Linked DNA regions of Mus musculus: region 2 is linked to region 1. The links are chromatin loops, found by intact Hi-C in ENCODE. Cell type or tissue: gastrocnemius. All regions are shown on one strand.

Region 1 (8,000 bases):
ACATGTAGAGAACAGAGGAACAATTTTGAGCAGTTGATTTTCTCCTCCTACCAGAGGTTCTGGAGAAAGAATTCAGGCCATTAGGTTTGTGCAACAAGCTCTTTTGCCTGTTGAACCATCTCTCTGGCTTTTACTGTTTTGTTTTGTGCTGAGTCACACCGGGTTGCACTGACTGGCCTTCCTTACTCGTTAGCCCAGGCTACCCTTGAACTTGTCTTCTCCTGCTTCAGAAGCTGACTAGGCAAAATAAAGGCAACACCAGGGTTGGTTTACATGTTGCTTTTACTTGTAAATTTGTTTCTTGTTTTCACAAGTTCTATTTGTTCACTTAATTTCCAGTGCTGGGCTTGAAATCAGGACCTGGAGCTTGCTAAATAGGTTCACCACTACTGAGGCACAAACCTAACCCTTCTCATTTTGTTAGTTAAAATAAAGGAAAATGAAGTGTTAACTTACTTGGAGAAACAGCATTACATAAAGTCTTCAAAGAGTACTGTTGACACTAGCAAAAATGTCTGCATTCAAGCCCATCACTTGCTAGGTTCCAAGGTTTATCATCATGCAGATGTGATAGAGGCAAAGGCTAGATGTAGAGAGTCCAGAACTGCCTAGGATATTTCATAGTTTCCTTTGGAGACTACATCTGCTTATTTTTTTCAGTGTTAGGAACATATCCCAGGGCCTTATGCATGGTAGATTCAGTTCATGTATGCTCTCATCTAACTCATTCATTCATACATGCATACATACATTCACACATGTATGAGTACTTACGTGGTGGAGTAAGACTCTGTCTCTCTCTGTGGCCCCAGCAGGCCTTGGAATTCACTCTGTAACCTAGGCTGGACTTGAACTCAAGGTAGTTCTCGTACTTCAGTCATCCTAATAGCTGGAATTATGCTGTGCCACCATGTCCCACTAATCCTTATGCCACAAATCTTCATTAATTCCAATCTAGATGGTTGTTTCTTTTACATGTGTATACATTAAATTTTTTATTTTGCTGTTGTATTAATCACTTTTCTGGGTAATGCACCATGACCAAAACAACTTATAGAAGAGTTTATTTTTGGCTTATGGTTCTCAAAGGTTAGAATCCACGGCAACAGAGTGAAGATGTGGTGGGGTGGCAGGAGCAGGAAGCTGAGGGCTCACATCTGGAACTGCAAGCACCTAGCAGAGAGAGCCAAATAGGAATGAAGCCCTCGCTCAGTGGCACACTTCCTCCAGCAAGGCTACACTTCATCAATCTAATCAAAAAGCACCGCCAACTAAAAACCAACTCTTCAAACATCTGAGCCTAAGGGAGCATTCAGACTGCTACAGCTACCTACAGCTACGCTGGGGATTGGGTATAGCTAAGACGTGCTATACCATTGACTTACATTCCCCAGCCCTATACATCCTTTTAAATAAAATGTGTCCTCATTTTGTCTCCTTCTCCTTCTCCTTCTTCTCCTTCTTCTTTTCTCTCTCTCTCTCTCTCTCTCTCTCTCTCTCTCTCTCTCTCTCTCTCCCTGGCCCGTCCAGCAGGTCCAGTTATTCGAGGATCTCGAGGGGACCTCCTCCTAATAACCAAATGCGGGGTAGAGAGAGACGAGGGTCTTGTACGAATAATGACACGGAAACCGTTCTGAAGTTGTATCAAGACCCCCAAATGTATTTGCCAGGCCTGAGGTTTAAATGTACAAGCAAAAGGGGAAGTGCCTTTCAGCAGGAAGGATGGGGCAGTAGAATTGCACAAGGAAACGGGGAAGTACAGATACTTATCAGCGGGAGGGATGGGGCAATACAAGCAAAAGGTGAAGTATTTATCAGTGGGAGGGGGGGCAATAGAATTGCACATTCTTAGGCAGTTACACGGGGAAGCAGGAACTTGGCGGTATCAGGGTATCTTGTGGTCAGGACATCCGGTGCTGACTTAGGGCTGGAACATCCCATGGTTCTCAGAATCCATGTGTTGGTGGCCCGCTTTTGACCCCCTTTTCTTCTCAGGGGGAGAGGCCCAATTCAGAGATCAAGAGTTGTCTTAATAGCTCCCAACATCTCCCCTCTCTCAAGATTTATGTATGAGTGCTCTATCTGCATGTACACCTGCATGCCAGAAGAAGACATCAGACTGCATTATAGATGTCTGTGAGCCACTATGTGATTGCTGGGAATTGAACTCAGGACGTCTGGAAGAGCTGCCAGTGCTTTTAACCCCTGAGCCATCTCTCCACCACAGCCTCTTTTTAAAAGTAATTCTTTAATTTTTATTTATATGCTTTGGTGCTTTGTGTGAGGGTGTCAGATCTTGACGTTACAGACAGTTGTGAGCTGTCGTGTGGGTGCTAGGAATTGAACCTGTTCCTCTCAGAAGAAGCAGTCTTAACTACTGAGCCATCTCTTCAGCCTCCTTCTGTTTCTCTTATATTTCATGCAGAGATGCAAAACCATTTCTTCTTTCCTTCTTTTCTCTTCTCTTTCTTTTAAAGATTTATTTGTTTTATGTGAGTGCACTGTCACTGTCTTCAGACACACCAGAAGAGGGCATCAGATTCCATTCTAGATGATTGTGAGCCACCATGTTGCTGGGAATTGAACTCGGGACCTCTAGAAGGCCAGTCAGTGCTCCTAACCGCTGGGCCTGCAAAACCATTTCTAATAATGTCGGGAGGACGAAAAAGTCACACAAGATGTTGAATGAAATAGGATTTTATAAAACCCAATGAAGTCGGGCATGGTGGCGCACGCCTTTAATGCCAGCACTTGGGAGGCAGAGGCAGGTGGATTTCTGAGTTTGAGGCTAGCTAATGGCCTCTAATAATTAAATCTACAGAGCATGGACCGTTGTGACAGTGAAAGGAAAGCTTTCTTGTCAACAAGCTCAAGCTACTGTGTCACAGTAATGTCTGTGGGCAAATGGATAGTTAACTCAACCATGTTCACTAAAAATAAAGGTCAGAGCCTATAATCTGTCACGGTTAAGAGTGAAGATGCCCAGGCTGGAGAGATGGCTCAGTGGTTAAGAGCACTGACCACTCTGCTGAAGGTCCTGAGTTCAAATCCCAGCAACCGCATGGTGGCTCACAAACATCTGTAACCGTCTGATGCCCTTTTCTGGTGTGTATGAAGACAGCTACAGTGTATTTACATGTAATAATAAATAAATCTTTAAAAAAAAAAAAGTGAAGATGCCCATACCCGGAATCACCTGAAAATGTGCGCACTGTCCTTTGTATCCAATTTCTACTTTGATCTGTGTAGGAACTCATTCAGAAGCACTCAGCCATCTCTCTAGCCCTTCCCTTCTCTCTCTCTCTCTCTCTCTCTCTCTCTCTCTCTCTCTCTCTCTCTCTCTCTCTCTCTCTCCTTCATTTTTTGTTTGCTTGAGACAGGGTTTCTCTGTGTATCCCGGGCCATCCTGGAACTCGCTATGTAAACCAGCTGGTCTTTAACTGAGATCTGCCTGCCTCTGCTTCCCCAGTGCTGGGATTAGTGGTGTGTACCTCCACTGCCTGGCTTTCCCTCCTTTCTGAAAAGAGTTTATTTGCTGTGAATGGTATAAACAGATTTAATCCCAGCACTCAAAAGGCAGGTGAATCAATTTGAGTTCCAGAATAGCCTGATCTACAAAGCCAGTTCCAGGACATCCAGGGCTACTAAGAGAAACCCTGCCTTGAACAACAGAATATTTTATTTATATTGAGTATGAGTGTTTTGCCTGCATATATGCCTGTACCACATGTGTGCATTGCTTACAGAAGCCAGAAGAGGGCAGCAGATATCGTGGAATTGGAGTTACAAATGGTAGCAGCCATGTGGGTTCTGGGGATTGAACCAACCTCTGGAAGAGCAGCCCAGGCTTTTAAGCATTGAGTCATCTCCTCAGCCAAGTGGATCCTGGGAATGTATAGCGGTTGCCATGGCTGCAGATGGTCTCTGTCGCTTATGTGTGATGTCACTGGGTTCAGATCCGATCCTGATACCAACAGAGACCATATTAGGGAGGGAGCAGGAGAGCAGGAATCCACTTTTTTTTAAATTCGAGACAGGGTTTCTCTGTGTAGTCCTGGCTGTCCTGGAACTCGCTCTGTAGACCAGGCTGGCCTCGAATTCAGAAATCTGCCTGCCTCTGCCTCCCACGTGCTGGGATTAAAGGCGTGTGCCACCACGCCCAGCTCAGGAATCCACTTTTAAAATGATGTATTATCAAAAAACGTTTATGACTGTTAACAGGTATCTGCTGAGACTCAGCTACGGGTAGATACTGTGGGAGGAGCAAAATGTGTAAGATTTAAAGCTTCAAGAGTGTTACATGAATCTCTGTACTTTCAAAGTATGCATACGAGTTGTAAGAAAAGTCTGTGTTAGCCAGGCAGTGGCAGTGAAAGAAAGAAAGAAAGAAAGAAAGAAAGAAAGAAAGAGAGAGAGAGAGAGAGAGAGAGAGAGAGAGAGAGAAAGAAAGAAAGAAAGAAAGAAAGAAAAAGAAAAAAAGAAAGAGAAAGAAGAGAGAGAGAGAGAAAGAAAGAAAGAAAGAAAGAAAGAAAGAAAGAAAGAAAGAAAGAAAGAAAGAAAGAAAGAAAGTCTGTGTTTCAAAAGGAAAGCTGTCACTGATAAGTGGATATTAGCCCAAAAGCTCCAAATAACCAAGGTACAATTGACAGACCACATGAAGCTCAAGAAGAAGGAAGACCAAAGTATGGGTGCTACGGTTCTTCTTAGAAGGAAAACAAAATACAGGAGCAAATATGTAGAGCAGAGACTGAAGGAAAGGCCTTTCAGAGACTGTCCCACCTGGGGATTCATCCCATATACAGTTACTAAACCGAGATACTATTGTGGATGCCAAAAAGTGCAGCCTGAAAGGATCCTGATACGGCTGTCTCCTGAGAGGCCCTGCCAGAGCTTTACAAATACAGAGTCGGATGCTTGCAGCCAACCATTGGACTGAGTGCGGGGGTCCCCAATAGAGGAATTAGAGAAAGGACTGAAGGAGTTGAAGGGGATTGCAAACCACACAGGAAGAACATCAACCAACCAGTCCCCCAAGAGATCCCAGGGTCTAAACCATCAACAAAGGAGTACACATGGCTCCAGCTACATCCATTGCAGAGGATGGCCTTGTCATGCATCAACAGGGGAAGAGGTCCTTGGTCCTACGAAGTCTCGATAGATGTCCCAGTGTAGGGGAACTGAGGGCAGGGAGGTTTCGAGGAATACTCTCATAGAAGCAAGGAAAGGAAGGGTGGGATAGGGGCTTTCAGGGGGTGGGGGTGGGAGACCGGGAAAGGAGATAACATTTGAAATGTAAATAAGGAAAATATCCAAAAATATCCAATTAAAAAAAAAGAAAAAGAAAGAAAAGGAAAGCTGTTGAAAAGCAGAGCACAGTGGCCCAGCTGTCTGAGTCCTTAAGACCTCCATGAAGTTTTACTTACTTGGCTTCAGTGGGCCATAACCTGATCTATAAATGAGATGAGATCCCTACTCTGTAGGGCTTTGGTGAGGAGAGCATGGAACATTCAATACCCTCTACTAATAATCATTATTTATTTGTTTTGTTTTTGTTTTTCGGTTTTTTGAGACAGGGTTTCTCTGTATAGTCCTGGCTGTCCTGGAACTCACTTTGTAGACCAGGCTGGCCTTGAACTCAGAAATCCGCCTGCCTCTGCCTCCTGAGTGCTGGGATTAAAGGCATGCGTCACCATGCCCGGGTATAATCATTATTTAAATTACACATAAATATTATGTCTCTTCATTAGTCAATATGCTAGAATATATCCTGCACATATCAAGAAATTCCATGCCATATCAAGATTTGGAGGGCATCTTTGTGTGTGTGTTTTATTGTTATCCCTGTAGCCTTGGCTGTCCTGGATCTTGCAGCAGTTCTGCTCAGATCACAGACCTGCACTACCAAGCCTGGCCTGGAGAAGTTTTTACACAGAAACATTATTATAGATGATACTTGGTTTAAAGGCAGCAGGAGAAAAGGACTCAAAATCATGCCTTCACCTAAGACTTGACTATTTGCAATTTAAAAACAAATTTGAGGGACTGGAGGATGGCTCAGTTATTAAGAGCACTGGCTATTTGTTATTGTATATAGTTTACTGATGTTAGAGATAAAGCCATTTCTTGGACTAAAAGAAGATGTTAGGGTAACCTACCCCCACACTTATTGAATAGGTTGGCTATGAAGGCATGTCTCTGTATTCTCAATTGTTAATTGCTGTATTGGAAGAGCCAGGTGCTGTCTGGGTGTGTGGTATTGCCATTTCTTTAGCCCAGAAGACCTGCTTTTAAATGTAAATACCCCCCCCCCCAAAGGTGTAAATAGATGGATCAATAATTCTCTGAGATTATCATGTTAAAAAGCAACTGGCCCTTGAGGAAGTGACTTAATCCTCATATCTGGCCAAAAGGCACTACTAAGAGATTGATGGGGGTAGGGGTGGGGGTGGGGATAACCATGCTACTGTTTGGTTCAAAGTGGGTTAACTGTGAAACCTATCTCACAATGCTAATAAGCCTTTTTGTATCAGGAAGGAGGAGTGGTTTTTGATGAATAAAGAGCTGGAGGCTGTAGCTGGGGAAGGGACAGAGCTGGGAGAGCCAACTTTGTGGAGTTAAGGTGGCAGGGGAGTTGCGTTGAGTCTAGATGACTAACATGCTTATACTATATAGATACATCCTCAGCTAAAGGTCAACTTGTTTTTTTTTTGTTGTTTTGTTTTTACATTCTTCCTCTATAATCACATAAACTGTTTCCATTGTTTCATGGTATGTTAGGGGAACCATCTGATCATAACCCCACAACATGTACTTTTCTCATGCAAAATTCCATTTGTATAGTGACTTGCTTGCTTGTTATAAAACGGTGCTCCTGCTCTCAGTCTGTGTGGCTTTCTTCTACTCTCAAGGAGATTGTAAGTTTGGTCTGGCCATAAAAATACATGTTTTACATTGCAACATCTCAATGTCAACTAGTTTTTAGTACTATAACACTGGGAATTTCTTTTTTAGAAAAAAATTTTTAAATTAAAAAATGTTATTGTGTATGTTAAGAAAACAAGCCGGGCGTGGTGGCGCACGCCTTTAATCCCAGCACTCGGGAGGCAGAGGAAGGCGGATTTCTGAGTTCGAGGCTAGCCTGGTCTACAGAGTGAGCTCCAGGACAGCCAGGGCTACACAGAGAAACCCTGTCTCAAAAAACCAAAGAAAAAAGAAAACAATACTATGGACCCAGTTCTTCCTAGTTTTGCATGGGTTCTGGGGACTAACCAAAGTTAGGTTGCCAAGTTTCCCAACAAGCAGTTACCAATGAGCCATCACTCTGGTCCCACACTAGAAATTTCTAACCTTTCTGGTTTCAGTGATTGAATAAAAATGAGAGTGGTGTAGCCTGGCCATGCCAAGATGTACCCTTGAGAAATGACACCAAACAATAAATCTAGTATAAGAGGCTTATTGGGGGAAGAGAGATGAGGAAGGGATAGAGGCAGGCACACAAGCAGAGAAAGAGAGAGAGGGAGAGAGAGAGAGGGAGGGAGGGAGGGAGGGAGGGAGGGAGGGAGGGAGAGAGAGGGAGAGAGAGAGAGAGAGAGAGAGAGAGAGAGAGAGAGAGAGAGAGAGAGAGAGAGGCTGGAACCACCTTTTATCTGCAGAACATGTCTGGGGCAGCAGGCAGCAGCAGATGATGACTGATGCTAGGTCCCTGAGAGCAGGCAGCTAGATCACCTGTATACACTCAGAAAGAGTAAATGAATCTGCAGGTTTAGGAAGACCGTAAGTTTGATCATTCTCCAGTGAAATAAATCAATTATATTGTGAAAATAAGTGGAAGGCTCCTGAGAAGACTAGGTTGACTTCATAACAGGCTTCAGACTGGCAGTTCAGGAGACTAGGTCTAAATCTTTAAGAACGGGGTAAGTCCAGGCCTCAGAAGCTGCCCTGACACCTGGCGGGAGGCAAGGACAATGGATCAGTGTAGCTTTCCAGTGGCCATGGAGAAC
Region 2 (8,000 bases), 250 kb after region 1:
TCCACCTACCCACTCCCACTTCCTGGCCCTGGCATTCCCCTACACTGGGGCATAGAGCTTTCACAGGACCAAGGGCCTCTCCCCCCATTGATGATTGACAAGGCCATCCTCTGCTACATATGCAGCTAGAGCCATGAGTCCCACCATGTGTATGCTTTGGTTGGTGGTTTAGTCCCTGGGAGTTCTGGGGGTACTGGTTAGTTCGTATTTTTGTTCCTCCTAGGGGGCTACAAACCCCTTTGGCTCCTTGGGTCCTTTCTCTAACTCCTACATTGGGGACCTTGTGCTCAGTCCAATGATCGGCTGCGAGCATCCACCTCTGCATTTGTCAGGCACTGGTAGAGTCTCTCAGGAGACAGCTATAACAGGTTTCTGTCAGCAAGCACATGTTGGCATCCACAATAGTGTCTGGGTTTGGTGACTGTATATGGGATGGATACCCGGGTGGGGTAGTCTATGGATGGTCATTCCTTCAGTCTCTGTTCCACACTTTTTCTCTGTAACTCCTTCCATGGGTATTTTGTTCCCTCTTATAAGAAGGAATGAAGTATCCATACTTTGGTCTTCCTTCTTCTTGAGTTTCATGTGTTTTGTGAATTAGGTATTCCAAGCTTCTGGGCTAATATCCACTTATCAGTAAGTTCATACCATGTGTGTTCTTTTGTGATTGGGTTACCTCACCCAGGATGATATTTTCTAGTTCCATCCATTTGCCTAAGAATATCATGAATTCATTGTTTTTAATAGCTGAGTAGTACTCCATTGTGTAAATGTACCACATTTTCTGTATCCATTCCTCTGTTGAGGGACATCTGGGTTCTTTCCAGCTTCTTGCTATTATAAATGAGGCTGCTATGAACATAGTGGAGCATGTGTCCTTGTTATATATTGGCGCATCTTCTGGGTATATGCCCAGGAGTGGTATTGCTGAGTCCTCAGGTAGTACTATGTTTAATTTTTCTGAGGAACTGTCAAACTGATTTCCAGAGTGGTTGTACCAGCTTGCAATCCCACCAGGAATGGAGGAGTGTTCCTCTTTCTCCACATCCTCGCCAGCATTTGCTGTCACCTGAGTTTTTTAACTTAGCCATTATGTCTGGTGTGAGGTAGAATCTCAGGGTTGTTTTGATTTGCATTTTGCTGATGACTAAGGATGTTGAACATTTCTTTAGGTGCTTCTCAGCCATTCAGTATTCCTCAGTTAAGAATTCTTTGTTTAGCTCTGTACCCCATTTTTAATAGGGTTATTTGGTTCTCTGGAGTCTAACTTCTAGAGTTCTTTGTATATATTGCATATTAAGCCTCTATCAGATGTAGGATTGGTAAAGATCTTTTCCCAATCTGTTGGTTGCCGCTTTGTCCTATTGACAGTGTCCTTTGCCTTACAGAAGCTTTGCAATTTTATGAGGTCTCATTTGTCAATTCTTGATCTTAGAGCTTAAGCTATTGGTGTTCTGTCCAGGAAATTTTCCCCTATGCCCATGTGTTCAAGGCTCTTCCCCACTTTCTCTTCTATTAGTTTCAGTGTATCTGGTTTTATGTGGAGGTCCTTGATCCACTTGAACTTGAGCTTTGTACAGGGAGATAAGAATGGATCGATTTGCATTCTTCTACATGCTAACTGCCAGTTGAGCCAGCACCATTTATTGAAAATGCTTTTTTCCACTGAATGGTTTTAGCTCCTTTGTCAAAAATCAAGTGTCCATAGGTGTGTGGGTTCATTTCTGGATCTTCAATTCTATTCCATTGATCTACCTGTCACCGTACCAATACCATGCAGTTTTTTTGTTTGTTTGTTTTTGTTTGGTTTCTTGCTTTTTGTTGTTGTTGTTGTTTTTAAGACAGGGTTTCTCTGTGCAGCTCTGGCTGTCCTGGAACTCAGGCTGTAGACCAGGCTGGCCTCGAACTCAGAAATCCGCCTGCCTCTGCCTCCCAAGTGCTGGGATTAAAGGCGTGCGCCACCATGCCCAGTGCATGCCTCAATCTTGAAGCTATTGTGGATAGTTATGTAGCTCATATCCCTGGTCCTCTGCAATTAGATCTTGATCTTTGTCTTAGGACCATCAACTGTACCATCACCTATGACAGCTTTAATAAAAGCAACCAAGTGATTTAGAATGTAAGGGCCAAAGGTCAGAATAAGGAACAAAATGATCAGAAGTCCTAACAATGCAGAAATCAAAGTAGTAAACCAGGGGGAGCTGTTAAACTAAGACTCAAACCAGCTCTGTCTCTCTTCTCTCTTCTGGCTGGCTAACCCTTCTCTCACCTTGGCCATTGAATCTTTATCCCTGGAATGGTCTCCAGTATGTGCTTCCAGATGTTTCACACCCTCAGGTAGTGAAGAAATTGTTGGCCCCCTAACACTGATGGGCCTGATACTGGCTTCTCCCATCTTGGGGATACACATATATGGGGGTTTCTCACAGGACACTTCAATTTTGGGTGTCTGCACCCTAAGCCCCACCCTCCGTGGCCACTTCTGAGGCGCAGTTTAGATTTACAAGTCCCTCGTCCCCCACATTCAGGCAATCCTTCTCCCTGTGCCTCCAGGGCAGCAACACCCCTGAAGTCAAGGCCTACCACTAAATCAGGGATCAAAGTCAGGGTCCAGCCACCAGATACAATGTGGGTAGTGGACCAAGCCACATCACCAGTGGCTGGGAGCACCTGCCAAGTCACCCTGGTAGGGTTGTTGGGGCTGCTGAGACTCAGTGCCAGAAGACACACCATAGCCGTCTCATAGTTTCTCTGGCCTTGCAGAAGGGTGTTGCTTGGGTGTCTGCTGCTATCTAGTTGGTGTCAGGCGCAGGTGCTGATCTGATTGAACCCAGGCAGTTACTCCATCCACTTTAACGGAGGTGGGGTGGTCAGCAACACCAGGGATTGTTTGCTTCTGAGTGTTCAGCACAGTCTCTTAACATACACCCAATCTCCACCTTGGAACTCTTGTGGAACCTCTGGGGTACCTGCATCATACAGGGCACTAAGTTTAGGCCACAGTTCCAGATGGCTGATCTGGGAAGCTTGCAATCAAACCATAAGATCCTTGTCAGCCTGAAAAGTCACTCTGGTGGGGATCAAGAGCCAGGGTCAAGGGAGTGGGTGTCCCATGCAGGATCTCAACAGGGGTCAGGTTAAAATGGTAGGGGGTGTTCAGGGCCAAGGGGAGGGGCACCAACCAGTCAAAGCCAGTCTCCAAGGTCAACTTAGCCAAGGTCTCTTGTAGGGGTTCTGTTTATTTTCTCTATCTGCTTTGAGCTCTGGGGACAGTACACACAATGGGGATTCCTATTAGTCCCCAATATCTCTGCCAATCCCTGACTTACCTTAAGAGACAAAAGCAGAACCATCGATTGTCCAATCTAATTACCTTGGGCACTCTGAACCTCTGGAAAATTTTCTTCTAATATCTTCTTAGCTACCACGGTAGCTGTTTCCTGCTTGGTGGGGAATGTTTCAACCCATCCAGGGAAAACTACACCTGATGGGTGTTCCCAGACTGGTATAGGTTTCTTTACAATGAGGGTCATCAGATCATACAATTGATGCATGATACATCTTTGTAATCTAGTCTTAAGACATGGCAGTTATGTAAATCTCAAGAAATGTAATTTCTTGGGTCTATTTTTATGACTAGTTACACATTACAATAAATAAGCTAAGCTACATGAGACTCCTTGCTAATTGCCAAACTACCAGTACAGAATGACCACAAATTCTTCACAAGAAATTTCCATAAAGCTTAGTTTCAATAGTCCCCAACAACTTATTATGTGTGTTAAGATGAACTAGAGGAGAAAATCCTGAAGGTTTTAAACAGTGATAAGCAAGCAAAAATATTAATTACTCTAATAGATTTGTATAGACTGTAAACCTACAGATTTTTAAAACCTTAGCTGTGTCATGTAATGTTTTCTTGGAAGTTGTCTTGTGAGAAGGTCATATGATGTTTTTCTGGAAGCTGTCTTGAGAAAGGTCATGTGATATTTTGCTGAAAACAGATACTTGAGAGGGTGGTGGGTGGTGGTGATATTCAGAAAGAATATAAGTAGAACCCTGAAGATAGTGAAAGGAAAAGCATCATGTACCCTCCCCCAAGACAGCGTCCAGAAAAACATCATGTGACACCACTGAGTTTTTTTTTTTTTTTAATGAAACCAGAAACTTTCACTTCAATTCTGTGCTTTGTAAATGTGTATAATTGTTTAAATTTTTCAGATAACAAAGATTGGGCCTGACAGGATCTTTTTACTTCTGCTTTCCATCGGCTCAGTATGTGGTTAGGAGTAGGGATCTACATGTCACTTCTTGCCTAGTGTTATGGTTGAAGTGACCTCTCAGTTGTGGGACACTGCTGCCATCAGGTGGTGATAGTCACTTAATGACTTCTGATGTGAAGAAACAAATCCTTTATCAGATTCCAGAGACTACCAGTCAGAGGTGTGCACAAAAAACATGAAGGCTCAGCATGGTGGCACACACCTTTAACCCCAGTGCTTAAGAGTTCAGAGGCAAGTAGATTTCTGAGTTCAAGGCCAGCCTGGTCTACATAGTGAGTTCCAGGACAGCCAGGACTACATAGTGAGACTCTGCCACAAACAAACAAAAAGAAAGAAAAAAATATGGAGAAGCAAAATACAATACCAGAATTTCTACTTCCTTTCATTTTTATAAAAAAAAGGTCAAGTAATTGTACTAATATTGAATATATCAGTTGTGTTCAGAATTCTTCATCCTGAATGAATTCTAAGTTTCCGCTCAGTATCACCTTCTCAGGGAAACGTTGAAGCCTCATGCTGTTATCAAGCTTAGAGGCCACAGCCTGTACCCCAAACCAGGTTCAGTTATCGGTCCTCAGTGGGCCAATTAAATGAGTCAAATTAATAGCGGAAGTCAGTAAGAGAAGATTTATTAAATATGGCCATATTGGAAAGATAGACGAGACTCTGTAATTCTATGTCTTAGGGTAACTATTGGTGTGCTAAAAACACAATGATCAAAGCAACTTGGAGAGGAAAGGGTTTATTTGACTTACGCTTCTATATAACTGTTCATCATTGAAGGAAGTCAGGACAAGAACTCAATCAGGGCAGGAACTTGGAGGCAGGAGCTGATGCAGCAGCCATGGAGTCATGCTGCTTACTGGTTTGCTTTCCCTAGCTTGCTCAGCCTGCTTTTTTTGGTTTGTTTGTTATAGAACTGGACCCTCCAACATTGTCTTAGTTAGGGTTTTACTGCTGTGAACAGACACCATGACCATGGCAAGTCTTATAAAAAGCAACATTTAATTGGAGCTGCTTACAGGTTCAGAGGTTCAGTCCATTATTATCATGGAGCATGGCAGCATCCAGGCAGGCATGGCACAGGCAGAGCTGAGAGTTCTATGTCTTCATCCAAAGGCTGCTAGTGGAAGACTGACTTCCAGGCAACTAGGGTGAAGATCTCATACCCACACCGAGAATGACACACCCATTCCAACCAGGTCACACCCATTCCAACAAGGCCACACCTCCAGATGGTGCCACTCCCTGGTCCAAGGATATACAAACCATCACAAACATCAATCACTAGTTAGGAAAATGTTCTACACACTTGCCAGAAACTTGAGCTTATGGAAGCATTTCCTCAGTTGAGGCTCCTTCCTCTCCCATGACTCTGCATTGTGTCAGGTTGACTTAAAACTAACCAGCACACCCCCTAAATCTTTGGGGTCCTGAAATGAGATTAAAGTTAAAATAATGAACCAGGGATATACAAATCAAGGTATGGTTCTGTCTACTTCAAATATAATAATGTGGCCTCATCTCATGCCTACAAATAATTCTCCCCAGAAATAGCATTGCTCTCCACACGTAGGGGACAGTTTTATATTTCTGGAATCCTATTCTGGTTAAGGTGGAGGGAATGGGCAGATTTGCATGAACAACTTTGTCATTTGGTAGGTAGGATTTGGGGATACTAAAAAATAATAGAGCAGTTTCACAGTACAAAACTGTTCCCCAGTCTAAGTAGTTATTCTAGTGCCCTTTTCATATTTGTGAAAATTAAAGATCTGGCTTTAATCATAACTTTTTGCTGAGTGTTAATAAAATATTTTCATAGTTTTACTAAATGTTGAATTCTGGAAATCTAACCATTGTGAATACATAGGAAAAAATAACTCATGGTTCAGGATTGTGCTTAGTTCACATTAATCTGGAAAGTCATTATTCTGGGCAAGGGTAGTAGTGATTATTTATAATATACACCAATGTTATTAGCCCTCAAGAGGGTGAGACTGGAGATAAGAGATTTTGAGGACAGCCTGGGTTTCAAAAATGCCCAAACTAGAAACAGCAGCAGCAGCAACAACAAAATAATTTCCCTGAAGGAAACTCTGTCATGGCAGGGAGAGCATGAAGCAGCAGCTGGTCAGACACATGTGCAGTCAGAGAGAGAGAGAGAGAGAGAGAGAGAGAGAGAGAGAGAGAGAGAGAGAGAGAGAGAAACACTGGTGCTTAGTTTTCTCTTTGTTTCTTTTCATTCATTTCAAGAATCCACTGGATGTTGTTGCCTACAGGGTTGATATTCTCTCCTCTTTTAAACTTCTCTGGAAATACCCTCACAGTCACACCCCATGATGCTTTCCTCAAGGTGATTTCAAGTATATTTAAGTTGACAATGAAGATTAATCACAGTGTGTTTGTCTCTCTCAATCTAAATAAAATGAAAATAAAGAATTTTGATAAGACATTTTATAATACTGACTTAAACAGCTTCTCACTGCCTGAGGCATATACATTCCAAAAATAGGACATTGTTTTTAATTTTCCATAAATAGAAGACCCCCTGAGTAATTTTCTTAAAACCAAAGAAACCCAAGGTCAGTTCAAATTATTCCTTCTAACAACTATTCGTGTATCCCTTTTATTCCCATGCCTTCAGTCTTCAAATATCTAGGATAGTATTCTCAAAATCAATGAAAATAACCTTTACAAGAACAACTCTTGGGCTGGCGAGATGGCTCAGCGGGTAAGAGCGCCCGATTGCTCTTCCGAAGGTCCAGAGTTCAGGTCCCAGCGACCACATGGTGGCTCACAACCATCCGTAACAAGATCTGACTCCCTCTTCTGGTGTGTCTGAAGACAGCTACAGTGTACTTACATATAATAACAAATAAATCTTAAAAAAAAAAAAAAAAAAAAAAAAAAAAAAAAAAAAAAAAAAGAACAACTCTTAGGTCTGGAGAGTTATTTCAACAGTAAGAACACTGGGTATTCTTCTTGAAGAAGTTCAGTTCCCAGTATCATGTTGGGTAGCTCAAAACTGCCTATAACGCTAGCTTTAGGGAGATCTAACATCCTTTTATGGCACCCTAATGCAGGGTACCAGGTGTGCAAGTAATTCACAGACATACATGCAGGCCAACACCCATACACATAAAATAAAATTTAATTAAAAAGAAAGAAAGAAAGAGAGAGAGAGCGCGCGCAATTATTATTGCCACATCTTTGGTTTCCTCAGTAAATGCATGGCCTTGCATAAACCAGGCTCTTGATAATCTAAGTGGCAATTTCATGACTGCTCAGTGACCAAGCCAGCACAGTCAGTCAACAGGGTCTCAAGGGAGAGAATAAGAATTGAAAATAAAAAGACAATTAGACAACATTATAACATGAGTCCAGTCAGTGCTGAGGCTGAAGCAGGTTTATTTTTCTCCTGTCCACTTTTATACCATTCTAAGTACATGCAAAGGATAAAGGAACAAACAAGGCAATAAACAAAGCCCCTTAGTACTCAGGAACTTATCAAGATGATAAGATCTTGATCCTACTTCTTTGTCCTAACCAAATGTCAAATTCCTGCCTGAGCCTATTTCCATATCCTGGCCCAATGTCAAATTCCTGCCAAATTTCTAGAAGCAGGCCCAAGAGCTCTCCACAGCTCAGACTAATTAAGATTCATTTCCTAGTCTGTGATTCCCCAAAGGATTTACTTATTTGAATAAAATCTGATTA

The links. Hi-C counts contacts between places; a loop is a spot of excess contacts. Peaks named below come from ENCODE experiments on the same cell type or tissue, not always from the same donor. Only the 100,000 strongest peaks of a DNase experiment are listed, where the experiment ranks them.
Region 2: a loop joins it to region 1, with 5 times the contacts of the local background. A loop is called at or near these places in 38 of 42 quality-filtered maps.

Annotation. Positions count from the first base shown.
Region 1 is chr6:149,123,068-149,131,067 of GRCm38, forward strand. No RefSeq gene overlaps it. Among named protein-coding and RNA genes, the nearest start is that of Etfbkmt, 14 kb to the right of the region's middle. In gastrocnemius, a CTCF peak has its summit at 3,746 (motif pointing right); a DNase peak (open chromatin) is centred at 3,798.
Region 2 is chr6:149,371,006-149,379,005 of GRCm38, forward strand. No RefSeq gene overlaps it. Among named protein-coding and RNA genes, the nearest start is that of Gm38930, 22 kb to the left of the region's middle. In gastrocnemius, a CTCF peak has its summit at 4,362 (motif pointing left); a DNase peak (open chromatin) is centred at 4,354; H3K4me3 peaks cover 497 bases; H3K27ac peaks cover 781 bases.